2 separate regions of the Homo sapiens genome follow, and region 2 is linked to region 1. Evidence: chromatin contacts called from ENCODE Hi-C or POLR2A ChIA-PET data. All regions are on one chromosome and are shown on one strand. The core of a region is the stretch at or near the end of the contact, and the rest is flanking DNA. Distances in the headings are between cores, read along the strand shown.

Region 1 (3,269 bases), core at 235-2,734:
AAGTTATGATCTCTGTCCTCAAGGAACTCTATCTAGAAGGATGCTGGGAGAGGGGAAAAAATGCACTTAAATGTACACTACAGAAACCAGTAGGTTTTTCATTGAAAGTAACCACAGTAGTAACTAGCTACAGCTGCACACAGGTGGATGCACGTGTGCACAGGAGAATAGACAGAATTCATGCTGCATCCCTACCAAATTCACACAGCAGCTGTTTGAAACTGGTGCTCTAGTCTAAATTTCCAACTTCCAGCAAATGACTTCACTGGCTTCCAGAGTGCTCCCTCAGGAGTGTCCCCCTTCTCTGCCTCAAAACATCTTGGAGTCTTCACTCCAGTTTTCAAGAAAGAACTGGTTCATGAGGATAATCAATCCACTCCAGAATTGATCCTATCTCAATCATCTCTTATCATTTATATGAATTTAACTTCTCTGTAATAGTACCTAACAGGTTTTGTTATGGATATGAAATGAATATTTATGTAAAGCATCTGGCACAGTGGGTGCTTACTGAATGTTAATTTCCTTCCCACATCCTTCCCTTTCTTCATTTATATTTTCTATCTCTAGCATTTTACTAGAGTTTTTCCCTCAGCCTAAAATACACACTGGTCCCTCCTATTTAATGAATGAATTAATTCATCTGGTCAACAAATATTTACAAAACAATTAAAATGTGTCAGACATGACTTTCGCTTGACCTTTCCTCTAGCCCACAATTCCATGTAATCCAATATATTTGGGTTTTAATTTTCATCATGCTACTAAAATGCTCCATTAAATGGTCAACGGTAACTTCCAAATACAATGTACCCATTTCTCATCTAACAGTCTAACTCCAGAACTCCTGTTTTAACCTTTATGTGGTCTCCCAATATCCATAACAAACATATAGAAAGGTTAACTGTCAAAAGAGAAGGATATATAAACTACCACGGACAAGAAGAGAAAGGGGTTTTCCCAAGCTGCAGAAAGAGGTTATGTTAGACTGTATAACTGAGTCTCGGCAGCTGGGGTTTAAACCCTGTGTTAAGCCTTAAATTCTATCCTTTCATCAGATAATACAAATGCTGGGGTTCCACACTTCCATAACTTTTTCTGATTATTTTCAATGATCAAAGTCAAAGAGAATCAAATACATGGACCATTTTATCCTCTAAAATGAAAGGACAGATTTTCTTTCTGTAGAAGAAAAAGTCCAGGCCCACGTAGCTCATTCTGACCACTTTCCATAGAGTGAGGGATAAGAAACAACATTCGGATTCAAGCACTTTATTACTCACTGGTTAAAATGATCTCTCTTGCCACAGGCAAGCCTGACTCTGAGGTCAAGCATCAAGTTAGCTCAGAAATAGGAGACAGCAAAGAAGAGCATGGAACATTCTGTATCTGGTAAAAAGTCCCTGTTCCAGCCAACACCATCCCCCAGCCCTCAAGTTCAATGATTGAGTTATGGAAACTTTTCTTGTGTGGTAAAACTGGGGACTTTGTCTTCCAATAAGACCCTGGCAACATGACAATGAGCCAATGTTCTGCATATGGTTTGCTGCGAGTCATATGCTTAATGTTATTTTCTGGGAATTCACATCCCCTATTTGGTGAGAATATGGGAACATGTCATTTTAATCATAACTTTAAAAGTTAGATTTGGTTATGCTCTTTAAGAAATATGCACAGGTCTCTCCCACTGGAGAAAGTCTAAAATTAAATAAAAATTAGTATTAAATCGTAATTAAAAAAACAAAAAGGGCTGGGCACGGTGGCTTATGCCTGTAATCCCAGCACTTTGGGATGCCAAGGCGGGTGGATCATGAGGTCAGGAGTTTGAGACCAGCCTAGCCAACATCGTGAAATCCTGTCTCTACTAAAGACACAAAAATTAGCCAGGCATGGTGGCAGGTGCCTGTAATCCCAGCTACTCGGGAGAATCGCTTGAACACAGGAGGCAGAGGTTGCAGTGGGTCGAGATTGCACCACAGCGCTCCAGCCTGGGCAATAGAACAAAACTCTGTCTCAAAAAAAAAAAAAAAAAAAAAAAAAAATCACAACTAACATAATGCCTTTTGAGCTAGAAGTTCCCTAGTTCTTTGGTTCTATCACCTGACTTTGGGTCTCGCCATGTTCGAGACCAGGCTGGACTCAAATTCCTGAGAATTCAACCAATCCATCTGCCTCGGCCTCCCAAAGTGCTGGGATTACAGGCGTGAGCCACCATGCCTAGCCAATTTTTTTTTTTTTTTTTTTTTTGAGACGGAGTCTTGCTCTGTCACCCAGGCTGGAGTGCAGTGGCGCAATCTCGGCTCACTACAATTTCCACCTCCTGGGTTCAAGAGATTCTCCCACCTCAGCCTCTTGAGTAGCTGGGACTACAGGCACCCATCACCACGCTTGGCTAATTTTTGTATTTTTAGTAGAGATGGGGTTTCACCATGTTGGCCAGGCTGGTCTTGAACTCCTGACCTCAGGTGATCCGCCCACCTCGGCCTCCCAAAGTGCTGGGATTACAGGCGTGGGCCACTGCGCCTGGTCCTTTTTTTTTTTTTTTTTTAGAAGGAGTCTCCCTCTGTCACTGAGGCTGGAGTGCACTGGCACGATCTTGGCTCACTGCATTCTCCACCTCCCGGGTTCAAGTGATTCTCCTGTCTCAGCCTCCCGAGTAGCTGGGATTATAGACGCCCACCCCCACGCCCGGCTAATTTTTTGTATTTTTAGTAGAGATGAGGTTTCATCAGGTCGCCCAGGCTGGTCTTGAACTCCTGACCTCAGGTGATACACCTGCCTTGGCCTCCCAAAGTGCTGGGGTTATAGATGTGAGCCATCATGCCCGGCCCCAGCCAAAAGATTTTTGATACCCTTTTTTTTTTTTTTGGAGACAGAGTCTCGCTGTGTCGCCCAGGCTGGAGTGCAGTGGTGTGATCTCAGCTCACTGCAAGCTCTGCCTCCTGGGTTCAAGTGATTCTCCTGCCTCAGCCTCCTGAGTAGCTGGGACGACAGGTGCCTGCCACCATGCCCGGCTAATTTTTGTATGTTTAGTGGAGACAAGGTTTCACCATGTTGGCCAGCATGGTCTCGAATTCCTGACCTCAGGTGATCTGCCCAAAGTGCCGGGATTACAGGCGTGAGCCTCTGCGCCCGGCCCGGGATTCATTTTTCATTCTTCCTTGCCTTATTATCTCATAATTTTATTTTAAATTTCAACTGCTGCTGGCTTTTTTCTTGCTTGTCTTTTGATTTTGTTCTCTACCATGACAAGTTATCTCTCCTTTATT
Region 2 (3,269 bases), core at 279-2,778, 44 kb before region 1:
ATCTATTTGGTTTACTGTTGCATCTTTGGAGCCTGGAACGGTAAACGCTCAGTGATTATTTGCTGAGTTAGTTGCTCCGGGCACTGAATGGACCCTTACGGACATTGCAGACTTGTGTGGGTTTCACAGTAAGGTGATCTGCCTGGCCATTTTATTGCTGGACTTCCAAATATCATACTCAGCGTATCTTATCTCTTGATCAGTTGCTTCCTCCTCCATCTCTTTCCTGAAGGCATGATAAGCCTGGCTGCCAGCCTTTTCAGAGCTGGACGGGGAAGACATGGACTGTTACACTTTCCTGCGAAAGCTGCTACTTCGTGACCTGGTTTTCCAAAGGTTCTCTACAGGGCTGTGCCAGGTGTCACTGAGGCCAGAGCCTCCCAGGTTTAGCCTTTTCACAGCAGAAACCTTCTAGGGTGGAAGAGCGCACTCCTCCTACTGCAGGGAGTGGGGAAGGGGCTCTCACTGCTTCTCAAATAGATTTTTAGTTAATCCTCCTGTATTTTTACACTTTGATTTTTTTTTTTTTTTTTTTTTTTTTTTTTTTTTTTGTGAGATGGAGTCACACTCTGTCGCCTAAGATGATGCAGTGGCATCATCTTGGCTCACTGCAACCTCCACCTCCCAGGTTCAGGTGATCCTCCCACCTTAGTCGGAATTCCAAGTAGCTGGGATTACCAATGTATGAATGTGTACTACCACACCTAGCTAATTTTTGTATTTTTAGTAGAGATGGGGTTGTATCATGTTGGCCAGGCTGGTCTTGAACTCCTGACCTCAAGTGATCCACATGCCTCAAATTCCCAAAGTGCTGGGATTACAGATATAAGCCACCGTGCCCAGCCTTTTTTTCACTTTGAAAAGTGTCTGGTCTACTTCCAGGACCTCAATTGTGGGCAAAATTTTTAGCTTTTTCTTGTTGTGCAGTCAGTAACCATTTGCTCTCCAGCTCCAAAATTTTGTTGCTGTTATATTCTCTCCTGTTCCTTTTTTTCTTGTTTGTGCTTATCCTTTTAGTGATTAAGCAGGATCTGGAGAGAGAGTGGCAGGAAACTGATATGCTCAGTCTGTCATGTGTAACTAGAAATCACTACTAGGTATTAATAGCATATATTATACCACAAATTAAGTTAGGCTTTTATACTATGAGAGTAGATTTTCTCAACATTTATTTGTAATATCTTACGGATTTTAGATTATAGTGCCAGAGGTTTGGAGATAAGTAGAAAGTTTACATGTAAAAATAGTGCTTCCTGAATTTTTTGGCCATAGTACCTGTTTTTCGAGCAATACCTGTTAATACCACAAGGAACACAATGTTCCTTAGAGTCATGTGAGACATGCTGCTCTGAGCTCTCTTAGGTCAATAAACCACAGTTTGCTGAGTTCCCATGTGGAACTTTTAGGGTGTCAACATTTTTTCTTTTTTCTTTTTTTTTTTTGGCGGGGGGGACAGAATCTTGCTCTGTCACCCAGGCTGGAGTGCAGTGGCGCGATCTTGGCTCACTGCAACCGCTGCCTCCCAGTTGAAGCGATTCTTTTGCCTCAGCCTCCCAAATAGCTGGGACTACAGGTGCGCACCACCATGCCCGTCTAATTTTTGTATTTTTTTAGTAGAGACGGGGTTTCACCATATTGGCCAGGCTGGTCTTGAACTCCTGACCTTGTGATTTGCCCGCCTTGGCCTCCCAAAGTTCTGGGATTATAGGCAGAAGCCACCATGCCCGGCCGGGTGTCAGCATTTTTTCACAGTTGTATAGTTTGAACATATAAATGTTTTCATACACATGTATGAATAGTATATGAATAAATATATATATATGGCACAAACCAGGTTGAAGGATCTAGTTTTATAACTCTTCATATATTCTTTGCTCTGTGGGAAGATTTTGTTTTGTTTTGTTTTTGAGATGGGGTTTCACTCTGTCACGTAGGCTGGAGTGCAGTGGCGCAATCATAGCTCAATGCAGCCTCAAACTCCTGGGCTCAAGTGATCCTCCTATCGCAGCTTCCTATAGCTAGGACTACAGGTGTGTACCACCATAAGTGACTAATTTTCTTATTTATTTATTTATTTATTTATTTTTTGAGATGGAGTCTCGCTCCGTCGCCAGGCTGGAGTGCAGTGGCGCAATATTGGCTGACTGCAACCTCCGCCTCCCGGGTTCAAGCGATTCCCCTGCCTCAGCCTCCTGAGTAGCTGGGACTACAGGCGTGTGCCACCACGCCCAGCTAATTTTTGTATTTTTAGTAGAGATGGGGTTTCACCATGTTGGCCAGTATGGTCTCGATCTCTTGAACTCGTGATCCCCCCCCTCTGCCTCGCAAAGTGCTGGGATTACAGGCATGAGCCACTGCACCTGGCCTAATTTTGTTATTTCTTTTATTTTTGTAGAGATGGGGTCTGACTATGTTGCCCAGGCTAGTCTTGAACTCCTGGTTTCAAGTGATCCTTCCACCTCAGCCTCTCAAAGTGCTGGGATTACAGGCATGAGCCACCGCGCCTGGCCTCTACGTAAAGATTTACCCTATTTCTCTCACCATCAGTATCTGTTTCTGCATGTTCTACCATTAGGGAGAATATGTGATCCAGGAGGGAGCAAGGCAGAAGTTAATGCCTTTTTTTTTTTTTTTTTTTTTGACATGGAGTCTTGCTCTGTTGCCCAGGGTGGAGTGCAGTGGCATGATCTTGGCTCACTGCAGCCTCTGCCTCCTGGGTTCAAACGATTCTCCTGCCTCAGCTTCCCAAGTAGCTGAGATTATAGGCACCTGCCACTACACCCAGCTAATTTTTTTTTTTTTTTTTTTTTTTTTTGTATTTTTAGTGGAGATGGGGTTTCACCATTTTGGCCAGGCTGGTCTCAAACTCCTCACCTCAAGTGATCCGCCTGCCTCAGCCTCCCAAAGTGCTAGGATTACAGGCATAAGCCACCATGCCCAGCCTTGAAGTTAACACCTTTTGTGACCTTTTGTGATGTTATTTCTGCAACATCCTTTTGGTTAAGGTCAGCCCTCTCCAGTGTGAGAGCATACTGCCCAAGGGCTTGAATACCAGGAAGCAAAGATGATTGGGGTCATTTTGGAGGCTGACTACTGTTCTCTGCGCTGTCCCTAAGTCATGTCCTCCCACATGCACAGTACACTCCTCCCCTCCCAAAGCCCCCAAAAGTTACATCCCATTAGCACATCGGTCCAAAATCTTATCCTCCAAAAGCAGCATGGATTTATACTCCTCAAGTGGTATTTCTCGCACTGTCACCCAGGCTGGA

What was found. A loop is a pair of places that touch in the nucleus more often than their neighbours do. ChIA-PET counts read pairs that join two places held with the same protein, here RNA polymerase II (POLR2A).
Region 2: a loop to region 1 is called in a map of endothelial cell of hepatic sinusoid, with 8 times the contacts of the local background. The contact joins two enhancer-like sites. A Hi-C loop is called at or near these places in 3 of 168 maps with a recorded cell type or tissue (Panc1, endothelial cell of hepatic sinusoid and endothelial cell of umbilical vein). POLR2A ChIA-PET finds 5 or more read pairs at or near these places in 15 of 52 experiments (BJ, CD4-positive, alpha-beta T cell, GM10248 and 12 more).

Annotation. Positions count from the first base shown.
Region 1 is chr17:59,823,851-59,827,119 of GRCh38, reverse strand. The region is part of intron 10 of VMP1 (vacuole membrane protein 1); the gene reads right to left. Among named protein-coding and RNA genes, the nearest start is that of MIR21, 16 kb to the left of the region's middle. Within about 2 kb of position 1,484, at least 9 of the 41 ENCODE cell types and tissues checked have a DNase peak (open chromatin) inside an H3K27ac peak, as active enhancers do.
Region 2 is chr17:59,867,655-59,870,923 of GRCh38, reverse strand. All of the region lies in intron 6 of TUBD1 (tubulin delta 1), which reads left to right. Among named protein-coding and RNA genes, the nearest start is that of TUBD1, 24 kb to the left of the region's middle. Within about 2 kb of position 1,528, at least 4 of the 41 ENCODE cell types and tissues checked have a DNase peak (open chromatin) inside an H3K27ac peak, as active enhancers do.